3 separate regions of the Homo sapiens genome follow, and regions 2 and 3 are each linked to region 1. A link is a contact called in ENCODE Hi-C or POLR2A ChIA-PET data. All regions are on one chromosome and are shown on one strand. The core of a region is the stretch at or near the end of the contact, and the rest is flanking DNA. Distances in the headings are between cores, read along the strand shown. Region 1 has its middle 15 kb from the start of BSN-DT. Region 2 holds the start of GMPPB (GDP-mannose pyrophosphorylase B). Region 3 holds the start of IP6K1 (inositol hexakisphosphate kinase 1).

Region 1 (3,804 bases), core at 655-3,154:
AGTCCACCCACCTCAGCCTCCCAAAGTCCTAGGATTATAGGCATGAGCCACTGCACTCGGCCTATTTCTTTTTTTCTTTTTTTCTTTTTTTTTTGAAAGTCTTGCTCTATGGCCCAGGCTAGAGTGCAGTGTTGTGATTTTGGCTCACTGCAACCTCTGCCTCCGGGGTTAAGGCGATTCTCATGTCTCAGCCTCCCAAGTAGCTAGGACTACAGGCACGTGCTACCACACCCAGCTAATTTTTGTATTTTTTTTAGTAGAGATGGGGTTTCGCCATCTTGGCTAGGCTGGTTTCGAACTCCTGACCTCAAGTAAGTGATCCTCCCGCCTTGGCCTCCCAAAGCGCTGGGATTTCCTTTTTTTTTTTTTTTTTGAGACGGAGTCTCGCTCTGTCACCCAGGCTGGAGTGCAGTGGTGCCATCTTGGCTCACTGCAACCTCCGCCTCCCAGGTTCAAGCGATTCACCTGCCTCAGCCTCCCAAGTAGCTGGGACTACAGGTGTGTGCCACCACGCCTGGCTCATTTTTTGTATTATTATTATTATTATTATTATTATTATTATTTTGAGATGGAGTCTTGCTCTGTCACCCAGACTGGTGCAGTGGCCCAATCTCAGCTCACTGCAAGCTCCACCTCCTGGGTTCATGCCATTCTCCTGTCTCAGCCTCCCGAGTAGCTGGGACTACAGGTGCCCGCCACCACGCCCGGCTAATTTTTTTGTATTTTTAGTAGAGACGGGGTTTCACCGTTTTAGCCAGGATGGTCTCGATCTCCTGACCTTGTGATCCGCCTGCCTTGGCCTCCCAAAGTGCTGGGATTACAGGCGTGAGCCACCGCGCCTGGCCTGGGATTTCAATATCTTAAAAATCCAAATCCATTGGTGACTCTTTCCCTGTTTTGCTCACCTTCCTCACAACTACCTTGAGGCAAAGTCACTGAGGCCCAGAGAGGGCAAGGGAGTTATTGGTCTGGGTCTTGTGGCTAGTGTGAGGCGTGTTCAGTTCTAAATATGACCCAAACACTTTAGGTTTTATTATTATTATTATTATTATTATTATTATTATTATTATTATTACTACTACTACTATTATTATTTTGAGACAGCGTCTTGCTCTGTCGGCCAGGCTGGAGTGCAGTGGCACCATCTCGGCTCACTGCAACCTCCACTTCCCGGATTCAAGCGATCCTCCTGCCTCAACCTCTGGAGTAGCTGGGATTACAGGCATCCGCCACCACGGCCGGCTAATTTTTGTATTTTTAGTAGAGACAAGGTTTCACCATGTTGGCCAGGCTGGTGTTGAACTCCTGACCTCAGGTGATCCACTCACCTCGGCCTCCCAAAGTGCTGGGATTACAGGCGTGAGCTACCGTGCCCGGCCAGGTTTAATTCTGATGATGAAATTCTGTTCCTGTTGTAGAGCAGCAAAGAATTATTTGAAGCACCTATGGAGAAATGCTGGGTACCATTTCCCTGTGGGGACCCTAGAAGATCTAGAGGAGGTTCGGCAAGAGGTTCAAAGTGGGGGCTCCCATCAGCTGGAGTTCGGGTGCTCCTGCAGGAGGGGCCCTCCTAAGGACAGCCTAGGGCATGGGCAGCATGAAGACCGGGTTGCTGGGGCCCTGGTTAGCCCCACTACCCCCAGTTTTGGTGGCGATTATCCTAGAGTCTCAGTTCGGGTCAGACGAATTGTTCTGTCCATGTCCCTGTGAAGGCTCCGTGTGGCGAGACGCAGGGCCTTGGGCAGGTTCGGGCTGGGGATAGGGAGAGCTCCCAACCTTGGTAGTGGCTCCAGATGCCCCCCAGGTGAGCCCAGCAGAGTGGACTGCCAGGAGCAGCTCTGGGCCGAAGAGGGAGACAGTGTCCGCGGCCTCCCAGGAGGTGGCGCCAGAGGATTAAGTCGCCAGCGGTGGGCGGGGCTGAAGAGTCGGGCTGTGGGCGGGGCTAATAACGCCGCCAGCTCCCGGAAAGCGCTAGCCTCCGGAGGCCGGCCGTGGGTCGAGCTGAGGCCGCTCGGGAGCGGACGAAAATCTCCGGCAGCGCGGGGCCGAGCGGGGCTGTGGGCAGGGCTAAGGCCGTGGGGCCGGCGGGCGGGCGGGGCGAAGCCCGCGAGTAGCCCAACCGCGGGGAGCCAGTCCGAGCGCGGCCGCTAGCTGGTGGTGTAACTAGACTTGTCTTCTCTCCACCACTGCCGCACAGTCCCTGAGGGCATCGGGGCGAGTGTAGCTGCAACTGGGGAGCCTGTGATTCGCCAGTGCCCTTCTCCCTAGGCAAGGGAAGCGAGCAGGCAATAAGAGGGGCGAGTCTGGGGCCCAGGCTTCCGCTACCGAGACCCCAGTCAGCAAACCTTTAATTCAGAGGTGGGGAACCAATAAGGAGCCCTCCTGTGCGTACTCCCTCGCCTTAGCGTTTGCCTGCCTCCAGGCCCCGTGCCCCGCGGAGCCAGCGCGGGACCTGCACACGGTATAGATAGAGCTCAGCGCTTGCAGGGCCTCTCTGTCTCTCCTTCCTCCAGCCAGAGAGCTCCTGAGGGCACCGCCTAAAGGGGGTAGCCTGATAGGGTACTGTGAGATCTGGGAGGGTACTGGATGGAGATGAGGTGCCTCCACTTGTGTGATTGGGTCCCCCTGCTTGGCACTAGAAGCAGACGTGGGATGAGGCTGCTGGCGACTTACTCTTTCCCTGAGTGGGGGTACCCTGAAACCCCAGGAAACACCTTTCCCAAAGCAGTCTTCACAGCTCTAGGCATGCATTGGAACAGCAGGGACATCCAGTTGGGAGCTGGCCAGGGCCAGGGCTGAGGGTGCTGTTGTCTTCTGTCCGCATGGTGTCGCATCCTTAGGCTATAGAGGGCAAAACCAAGTTTGGAGCCTGCCAAAATGGTCCAGAGCTCACGCCAGACCAGCTCCCTTTCTAGGGAATTGGAGCCAGTAGTCTAGGATCACTTCCCACTTCCGTTGCAAAAGGTCTTGAGAGAGGCCGGGCCTAGCGGCTCACGCCTGTAATCCCAGCACTTTGGGAGGCCAAGGCGGGTGGATCACCTGAGGTTAGGAGTTCAAGACCAGCCTGGCCAACATGGTGAAACCCCGTCTCTACTAAAAATGCAAAAACTAGCCAGGTGTGGTGGTGCACACCTGTAGTCCCAGCTACTCGAGAGGCTGGGGCAGAAGAACCGCTTGAACCCGGGAGGTGGAGGTTGCAGTGAGCCGAGATCTCGCCACTGCATTCTAGCCTGGGCGAAACTCTGTCATACAAAAACAAAAACAAAAACAACAAAATCAACGTTCAGTTGGGACTTACTGACATTATAAAACCTAAACAGTTAATTTTCTTCTGCACCGTGGCCTGGCCACAGTACAAACTGGATAATGTCAGTTACTGAGTTACTGGCCGGAAAGTGGCACTTTCAAGCCCCAACTTCAATGCAATCGTTTTTTTTTTTTCTTTTTTTTTTTTTTGAGGCGGAGTCTCGCTCTGTCATCCAGGCTGGAGTGCAGTGGTACAATCTCAGCTCACTGCAACCTCTGCCTTCCAGGGTCAAGAGATTCTTTTGCCTCAGTCTCCCTAGTAGCTGGGATTACAGGTGTGTACCACCACACCCAGCTAGTTTTTTGTATTTTTAGTAGAGATGGGGTTTCGCCATGTTGGCCAGGCTGGTCTCAAACTCCTGACCTCAGGTGATCTGCCCGCCTTGGCCTCCCAAAGTGTTGAGATTACAGGCGTGAGCCACAATGCCCAGCCCAAACAATCTTTTTTTTTTTTTGAGATGGAGTATCGCTCTGTCACCAGGCTGGAGTGCACTCCAC
Region 2 (3,771 bases), core at 382-2,881, 180 kb after region 1:
TGAGGAAGTCCTTGGGCTGCCCAATGTCCATCCAGAAGCCTGTAGGGAGGGATGCATCAGGGGCCTCAGCCCAGCCACAGACCACCCCCACCCTGTGGCCTCCCTGCCTCACCCTGTAACTCCATGGCATATAGCTGCCCCTCCTTGGCCATAATGGGGAAGACCTCCTTCTCAATGGACGTAGGCTGCAGCTGTGGGAGTGGGCAGCTTGTGAGCAGGGTCATGGCGGTGATGGCCTGCCCCACCCCAGCCCACCAACAGCTGTCTCCTACACACCTGGATGCGCTGCAGCACTGCAGGGCTCAGGATGTACATGCCTGCGTTGATCTTATTGGACACAAACACCTGTGGCTTCTCCACGAACCGGTGAATGCGGCCTGTGTCAGCCTCACACACCACCACACCGTACTTGGAGGGTTCCTCCACCTTGGTCACCTGAATGCAAGGAAGGGGACCTCGGACCTAGTCCAGTGTTCCTAAGCCTTGATACACATGCCGTTCCAGATCTCAAGAGACTCTGCCCCAAGTGCTTAAAGATACATACTGCACAGCTCTGTATCCATAACATCCGAAGGCAGATGAAGGCTAGGGGGCATGGGAGGCTGGGCATGGAGGGTGAAAGTGTCAAGAGAGAGAAGACCTGGCGCCTTACCAGGATGGAGCCCTCCTGGCCATGGTGCCGGTGGAACTGCACCATGGCTTGGAAGGGGAAATCGCAGATCACGTCACTGTTGAGGACGAAGAAAGGGTCTGCAGTCTCAGAGAGTAGGTCACGGGCCAGCGCCAGGGGCCCAGCTGGGGGAAGGGGACAGGTCACCACCTTGCTGGAGGTCTGAGTCCCTGGATTCAGGCTCAGCAGGCCCACTCCAGGCTGGGTCTTACCCTTTTCCTGGCCTTAAACCCTCCCCCAAGGGACCTTTCTGCCTCTACTGACCTGTCCCCAAAGGCTCCTCTTCATGGGACATGGAGATTCGGATTCCCAGCTGGAAGGAAGAGGCCCCCCCAGTCAGGTTCTACCAGGATGGGAAGTTGGGCGGGGACCGAGAATAAGGGCCAAGAGTCTGTGCCTCACCCTCTGCTCCTGTGCCTTCATTTCCTTCTCCAGCACCTGCGACATGTAGCTCACGGCCAGGATCACGTGGTCCACGCCTGCCTGTCAGAACGCAGGCCGACGGGCGGGCTCAGTCAGAAGGTACGGGAGCCCCTGACCCCTAGTCGCTGGCCATCCCTAGTCCCGCCAGATCCGAACGCGACTCTGATCCCGACCCAGGGTCTTACCGCGGCTAGCGCCTCCACTTGGTGCAGCAAGATGGGCTTATTGCAGAAGTCCACCAGTGGCTTCGGGGTGCTCAGCGTCAGCGGCCGTAGCCGCGTCCCATAGCCCCCCACTAAGATCAGTGCCTTCATCGCGCCTGCGGACGTTGAGGGGGTGTCCCGGGCTCTGAGGTGCCTGCAGCCCGCCTGGCCGGTCCCTGCCGCGCACTCCCAACGCCGTGCCCGGCCCCGCGCCCTTCACCAACCCGCCTGACAGACTCTGGCTCCACCTCGTCCGCCCGGTCGCCCTGACGCCGGATCCAGGGCCGCCACAACACAGAACGCGACACCGGGTAGACGGCTGCTGGCCCCGAACTCAGGCCGGACCCGGCGCGGGCAGTGACGCGACCACCGCGGGCCAATCGGCTGCCGCGTACGTGGCACGGCCGCCGGCGTCGGAACGTTGGAGCGCAGCGCTGCGACAGACGTAGCCAATGAGCGCCCGAGTACGCCGGGCTGCCATGGAGACCCGGGCCGGGACCCGCGGGTCAGCTGGCCATTGGCGGATCCAAAGGCGGAACTGGCGCCAAGGGCGAGGCCTTGTTCCCTGCTTCGCCGCGGTCCAGCAGCCGCCGGCCCCGCCCCACGGCCCCGGCCTCGCCCCGAGGGTGACCAGGGAAGGCTCCCGGGCCACGGGATTTTCACAAAGACAGACTCGCCTCCGTTTCTAGCGGCTTTATTTTTGACATACACGACCTCAGACACAAGCGGGGCGGGCAGCGCTAGGTGTACAGAAAGGAGCGGGCTCGGACCGAGCACCCCCTCCCCCGCACGCAAGGTCCAAAGCAAACGCAACTGCGGCGGGAGCCACCGGCGCAGGCCTCGGGCGGTGGAGACAGGCTTAGCTTCCAGGAAAGAGCAGCAGAGAGCGATTCCCAGAACGCGAGGGCTTACAGTTCCCCGAGAAGCAAAAGAACCAGGTCCTTCCCAGGGTTCTCCATTATTTTTTCCTCATTAAAATATATTTTAAGTCAGCACAAACATAACCAAATTGTACAGCTTTAAAGTTCAAAGCAGTCTGCATCTAGGGAACGTGCATGTGGTCAGGAGTGAGCGCGTGAGCAGCGGCTACGTAACTAGCACAGGTGCCAGGCCCCTTGATGGGAATCCCCATGCTCACTGCACAGGCCCAGAGAGGGAGGGGTGGGGTCCCTGGCAAGTTGCTACACTGGTCCCCTTCCTCTTTTAAGCACCACCCGTCCCACCCCACCCTCAGGGGCTGGTGTCAGCTTGGCCCAGGGAAGCACTATAGAGAGGGCTCACCTGAGCACCCCAACCCATGATCCCATGTTGCACTTTGTTCCCAAGTTGGGGCTAAGAAGGCTGGGCCTGGCAGGGACAGGGCTCTCTGGCATGGGGCAGGGAGAAAGCAGTGGCAGACAGTATGCACACACACTTGCCCACTACCATTAAATAACAGGGCTGGGTCTCCAGGTGTCCAAAGTGCTGAAAAGAGGGGCCCTGCTCTAAGGGAGCAGCAGCAAATCCCAGGCCTTCCCACTCTTTGTAGTGCCAGGAAAATACTGAATGTAAGTGGGTGCAGCTTTGCTCGCTGTGAGGAGCAGCAGAATGCGGCAGCCTCTCCTCCCAGAATCGAGGAATCTGGGAGGCACAGGACATCCCCAAAAGGTCCCAAACAGTTCCAGACCCTATGTCTTACCCTCCACCCTACCAGGGAATGACTATCTACACTAATGAAGGGCTACTGCCCCCATGGCTGAAGCCACAGAATGGTACAGGAGAGAAGACTGTAATTTGTGACCAGAAACAGGCAAGCTGTCCCTCCCAGCCCCAAAGAATGGGAACCTGCCCACCAGTGGCACCAGGGCTGGGGGCTAGGAGAGATGGCATCCATCAAGGAGCCCTTAAGAGGCTGCATCTTTAAGGACCAGGAAATGAGTCCATCAGTTACCAAGGCTTCTCACAGCTGGCAGGCTTACCTTTAAAGCCAAACAGGCACTTGCCTAAAGTGACAATGAACAGTGTGGCCCTAGGCTCAAAGGAGAGGGTGCTAACCTTGGCAATGGCTGAAATCGGTGTCACCTCCTGGCCATCTGTTAGAAGCAGCAGATCTGTGCCATTAAGGGCTGGCAGCCAAAATGACTAAAACCATGAGAAAGGAAGGGTCACTCCTCAAGCCCTCACTGCCCCACTCTAAGGGTTGAGGGCCATATTCTAGGCCCACAGAAATGGTGCTGGGTCAACAGGGAAACACCAATTTATTCTGCTATCAGGTCTTTATAAAAAGGCAACACCTGTGGAGGAAGGGCATGGGGCAAAAGCTCACCTCAGAAGTGGAAGTGTTCTGCTGAGGAAAGCATGAAGGAATGAGTATATACTAATGAACAAGGCTACACCCCAGGGGAAGGATCCCAAGGGACGGGCTGGCAGCCGGACACATGGACAAACTGATGGACCCAGGACTGATCAGACAAAGCTCTCATTAGCAGAATGTGG
Region 3 (3,654 bases), core at 188-2,687, 250 kb after region 1:
GAACTCTTCCTAGACCTGCACACTCTACTGAGGATCTCCAACTTGCCCAAATTCACAGGAAAGGGGCTTGAAGGTGTTTTCACTGAGCAAGATAATTTTAGTACTGTTAAAAGTTAATTTGCGCCGGGCATAGTGGCTCACACTTGTAACCCCAGCACTTTGGGAGGCCAAGGGGGGTGGATCACGAGGTCAGGAGTTCGAGACCAGCCTGGCCAACATGGTGAAACCCCGTCTCTATTAAAAATACAAAAATTAGCCGGGCATGGTGGCGCGTGTCTGTAGTCCTACCTACTCGGGAGGCTGAGGCAGGATAATCGCTTGAACCCGGGAGGTGGAGGCTGTGGTGAGCCGAGATCGCGCCACTGCACTCCGGCCTGGGCAACAGAGCGAGAGACTCTGTCTCAAAAGAAAAAAAAGAAAAAAAACAGTTAATTTGCCAGTTCCATATCATCCACAACAAAAACAAGTTTCTTTTTCCGATTCTAAGACACTCCTACGTTTCCTTTGTCTCCTATGGCGAGCATCCCTTTAGGAGATAAAATCAAGTCATCACCATAATACTCACTTTCTCCTAAAGCAAAAAGAGGAAGACATTACCACTCTCCAAAAAGTGGTGGTGAAGAACCAAAGAAATTATGTTCCAAAATAAAACTCAGCCATTATGGACATTTAACCAGGTTCTTTGCGAGGAAAACGGTGAGCTTCGAGGTACACGTGAGGTTCCGAACGGGTCTCAGGAAGCAGCAGCCAGGCAGAGGGTCCCCCTTGCCATAATCATAGGGCCGTGACACCGGCCTGCCTGGCTCGCGGGGGCTTTGGCTTGCTTCGTCTAGTCTTAGCATCCAGCGTCCTGAAAATCACTCGCAGGAACGCTATCTAAGAAAGAGGTAAGTCTATTTCTCAGCCAGGAGCAACATAACTCCCAGGAGAGCATCAGGGTGGCACCGGACACACTTTAGCGCTCCGGATCAGCGGAGTCCAGAGCTTCGGTCAGAGAAGCTGGTTTCCCGCTACTAGCCGGCCAACCCTCAGGCACTGGCGCTCTCCGTCCTCCACACCGGCTGTCCCCCCGGCTTCGGTGCCAGCATCTGGGAGGCTCGGCGGGCGGCCGGTCAGGACGCTCGAGCGATGTTCCAGTGATGGCCCCACCGGAGCCCCGACCCCACACGCGCCCACTCCAACCCCGCGCCCGCCACCGCCCTCCCCGCGGGCGTCAGGCCGGTCTATCGGCCCGGCTCCTGTCACTCACCTGCCCGGCCCGGGCACCGAGCGCCCACGGCTCCCTACGGGAGCTGGGCCCCCCGGGCCTCCAGGTTTCGGCCCGCCCCCTGGCAGGCAGCACAGGTGGCTGAGCACCGCTACAGCGGCCTCTCACCGGCCGCTTGGTCCAGCTCCCGGCGCTGCCCACTGGGTACGGATCAACAACAAGATGGCGGCTAGCCGAGGGGGCGGGGGCCGGGCGTCATAGTAACCAGGACTGCAAAGAACCCGCCCCCGAGGGGGTGCTATCCCCAATCAACAGTCTTTTTGCTCGTCGCCAGGGGAAGTGCTTCCTGCTGACAGGTCAGCTCACGTGTCAGTCAGAGTCTGCCTCTCAGGGCCTCTGCCGAAAGCGTGGGGCACGTGACTGTGACGGCATGGGTTGGCGCATGCGCTTCGTTCCCGGAGTGGCTGGCGGCGGAGTTTTCGCTGGCTACTACGAGGCCGGAGCGCCCTTGGCCTCTCTGCGTCCCTGGCCCTCGTGCGGTACCGGCGGCGTCTTGTCATACACTTGCGCACACACAGGGAATCTCAGCGGTGTGCTATTCGTTTTTTTGTCCCCCACTCTGGGAGAAGGGGGGTGCAGCCCCCAGTTCACTCTGGAGAGGAAACTGAGGCTCAGAGAGGGGAGGCCGAGCCAAGGTCACGCCACCTCTAGAAATGGAGGTGCTGGGTCTCGCACCTCCTCCTGCTGGTTTCAGAGTGTGAGGAGCCTCTATCCCAGCTTCCCACGCTTTGTCCCTTACTAGCCTCGAGGTACCGCAGTCTGTGCTGCCACAGCAGCCTCTGGCTCATTGCCCATGCTTTCCTGCCTGAGGTTTAGAGCCTAGCACAAGTCCTGACACACAGCGGGCACTCCCTTTTCTCTTCCCTAGAGCATCTTGTCTTGAGATCCTGTGACAGCATCTTTTGCCCTGGACTGTCATGACCGGCCTCCCAAGCAGACTAATGGTCCCAGGAAGATGGTCACACCTTGCTCCCCATACAGAACACCTAACTCTGGGCTTGGCTTCAGGCTTAGAACAACAGATGAAGTTACGTGGCCTGGGCCCACACCCAAATGCCCCAACTAGCTAACTCTGACTTTTGAGCCTTAGCCTCTCTTTAGCTTTGGTTGTCCCATCTGTAAAATGAAGATAAAAGTGGAGCTTCTCAGAGGAAGATTTAATGAGCCCTCAGAGCAGGGGAAGAACTCAGGAAAAATCTGCCTACAACCACTTCCTGGAACAACCTGCTTCCAAGTTGCTGTTCCTGAGGCGTGCCTTAAAACACTAACTTTGGTGGAAGCCCCATGAAGCGTTTTTGTTTTGCTTTGTTTTGTTCCCACAGAAGGCTTTCAGCTTCTTCCTGGCCCTGGGATACCATAACTGGTTCAGAAGGGGAGGTCCTCCTAGCTAGGCGCAGTGGCTCATGCCTGTAATCCAGCACTTTGGGAGGCCAAAGAAGGTGGATCACTTGAGGTCAGAGGTTCGAGACCAGCCTGGCCAAAATGGTGAAACCCTGTCCCTACTAAAAATACAAAAATTAGCTGGACGTGATGGCAGGTGCCTGTAATCCCAGCTACTCAGGAGGTTGAGGCAGGAGGATCACTTGAACCTGGGAGGCAGAGGTTCAGTGAGCTGAGATCACGCCACCACACTCTAGCCTGGGTGACAGAGCAAAATTCTGTCTCAAAAAAAAAAAAGGGAGGTTCTCCAGTACCCTGAGGGGGTTCAGGCCCACAGACTCAACAGACGAGTAAAGACTGTGATAACTTGGATTTACCACAGTAAGGTCCTCTTGGAGAGCTGGCAGAAGCCTGAGACCTGATGTCAGGTTGGGCATGGAGAGTGGGCCAACACTGCATCCAGCAAGACCTGCCCACCAGCAGATTGCTGCAGGCCACTTGGCTACATGCAATAGCTCAGGTCAACACAGGGAGATGTGAGAGCAGAGGAACCAGAAGAAACAGATCAGGAAGAAAAGCCAACAACCCTCAAAAGGGGGATTCTGCTAATCCTCCAGGACCAGCCATGCCACAGGATTCTCAAGTCTGCATCACCCCTCACCGCAGTGCAAAAGCTCCAGATCCTTCCCAAGAAAACCTCCACATACAGTTGGCAAATTGCCCTGAAGTTTGATGGGACCCTCAAAAAGCAACAGTGGTATAACTACTGTGGATAACAGTTCGGAGGTTCCTCAGAAAACTAAAAATACAGCTACCACATGATCCAGCAATCCCACTGCTGGGTATGTACCCAAAGGAAAGGAAATCAGTATATCAAAAAGATATCTGCACTTCCATGTTTGCTGCAGTGCCATTCACAATAGCCAAGATTTGGAAGCAACCTAAGTGTCCATCAACAGGTGAATGGATAAAGAAAATATGGTACATATGGGCCGGGTGCGGTGGCT

The links. Hi-C counts contacts between places; a loop is a spot of excess contacts on that map. ChIA-PET counts read pairs that join two places held with the same protein, here RNA polymerase II (POLR2A). Pooled maps may share reads with other maps.
Region 2: a map with no recorded cell type shows a loop between it and region 1 (7-fold over the local background). The contact joins the promoter of GMPPB here to the enhancer-like site in region 1. A Hi-C loop is called at or near these places in 1 of 168 maps with a recorded cell type or tissue (CD8-positive, alpha-beta T cell), 6 of 37 single-sample maps with no recorded cell type and 16 of 50 pooled maps. POLR2A ChIA-PET finds 5 or more read pairs at or near these places in 13 of 52 experiments (CD4-positive, alpha-beta memory T cell, CD8-positive, alpha-beta T cell, HepG2 and 7 more).
Region 3: a map of ascending aorta shows a loop between it and region 1 (3-fold over the local background). The contact joins the promoter of IP6K1 here to the enhancer-like site in region 1. A Hi-C loop is called at or near these places in 1 of 168 maps with a recorded cell type or tissue (ascending aorta), 2 of 37 single-sample maps with no recorded cell type and 16 of 50 pooled maps. POLR2A ChIA-PET finds 5 or more read pairs at or near these places in 5 of 52 experiments (H1, HEK293T, activated CD4-positive, alpha-beta T cell and 2 more).

The regions. Positions count from the first base shown.
Region 1 is chr3:49,537,952-49,541,755 of GRCh38, forward strand. No RefSeq gene overlaps it. Among named protein-coding and RNA genes, the nearest start is that of BSN-DT, 15 kb to the right of the region's middle. RefSeq lists a silencer at 2,012-2,241. Within about 2 kb of position 1,905, at least 24 of the 41 ENCODE cell types and tissues checked have a DNase peak (open chromatin) inside an H3K27ac peak, as active enhancers do; they include CD8-positive, alpha-beta T cell and ascending aorta, where a contact is called at or near this core.
Region 2 is chr3:49,722,320-49,726,090 of GRCh38, forward strand. It overlaps GMPPB (GDP-mannose pyrophosphorylase B), which reads right to left and starts at 1,632. Exons shown (of 9, transcript NM_021971.4): 1 at 1,279-1,632; 2 at 1,073-1,153; 3 at 935-983; 4 at 653-795; 5 at 277-435; 6 at 113-191; 7 at 1-39. The coding sequence starts at 1,407. IP6K1 (inositol hexakisphosphate kinase 1) reads right to left here. Exons shown (of 6, transcript NM_153273.4): 6 at 1,975-3,771. RefSeq lists an enhancer at 936-1,035 and a silencer at 1,676-2,125.
Region 3 is chr3:49,785,105-49,788,758 of GRCh38, forward strand. It overlaps IP6K1 (inositol hexakisphosphate kinase 1), which reads right to left and starts at 1,438. Exons shown (of 6, transcript NM_153273.4): 1 at 1,250-1,438. RefSeq lists silencers at 1,052-1,401, 2,137-2,301, 3,082-3,291 and enhancers at 1,116-1,805, 1,892-1,961.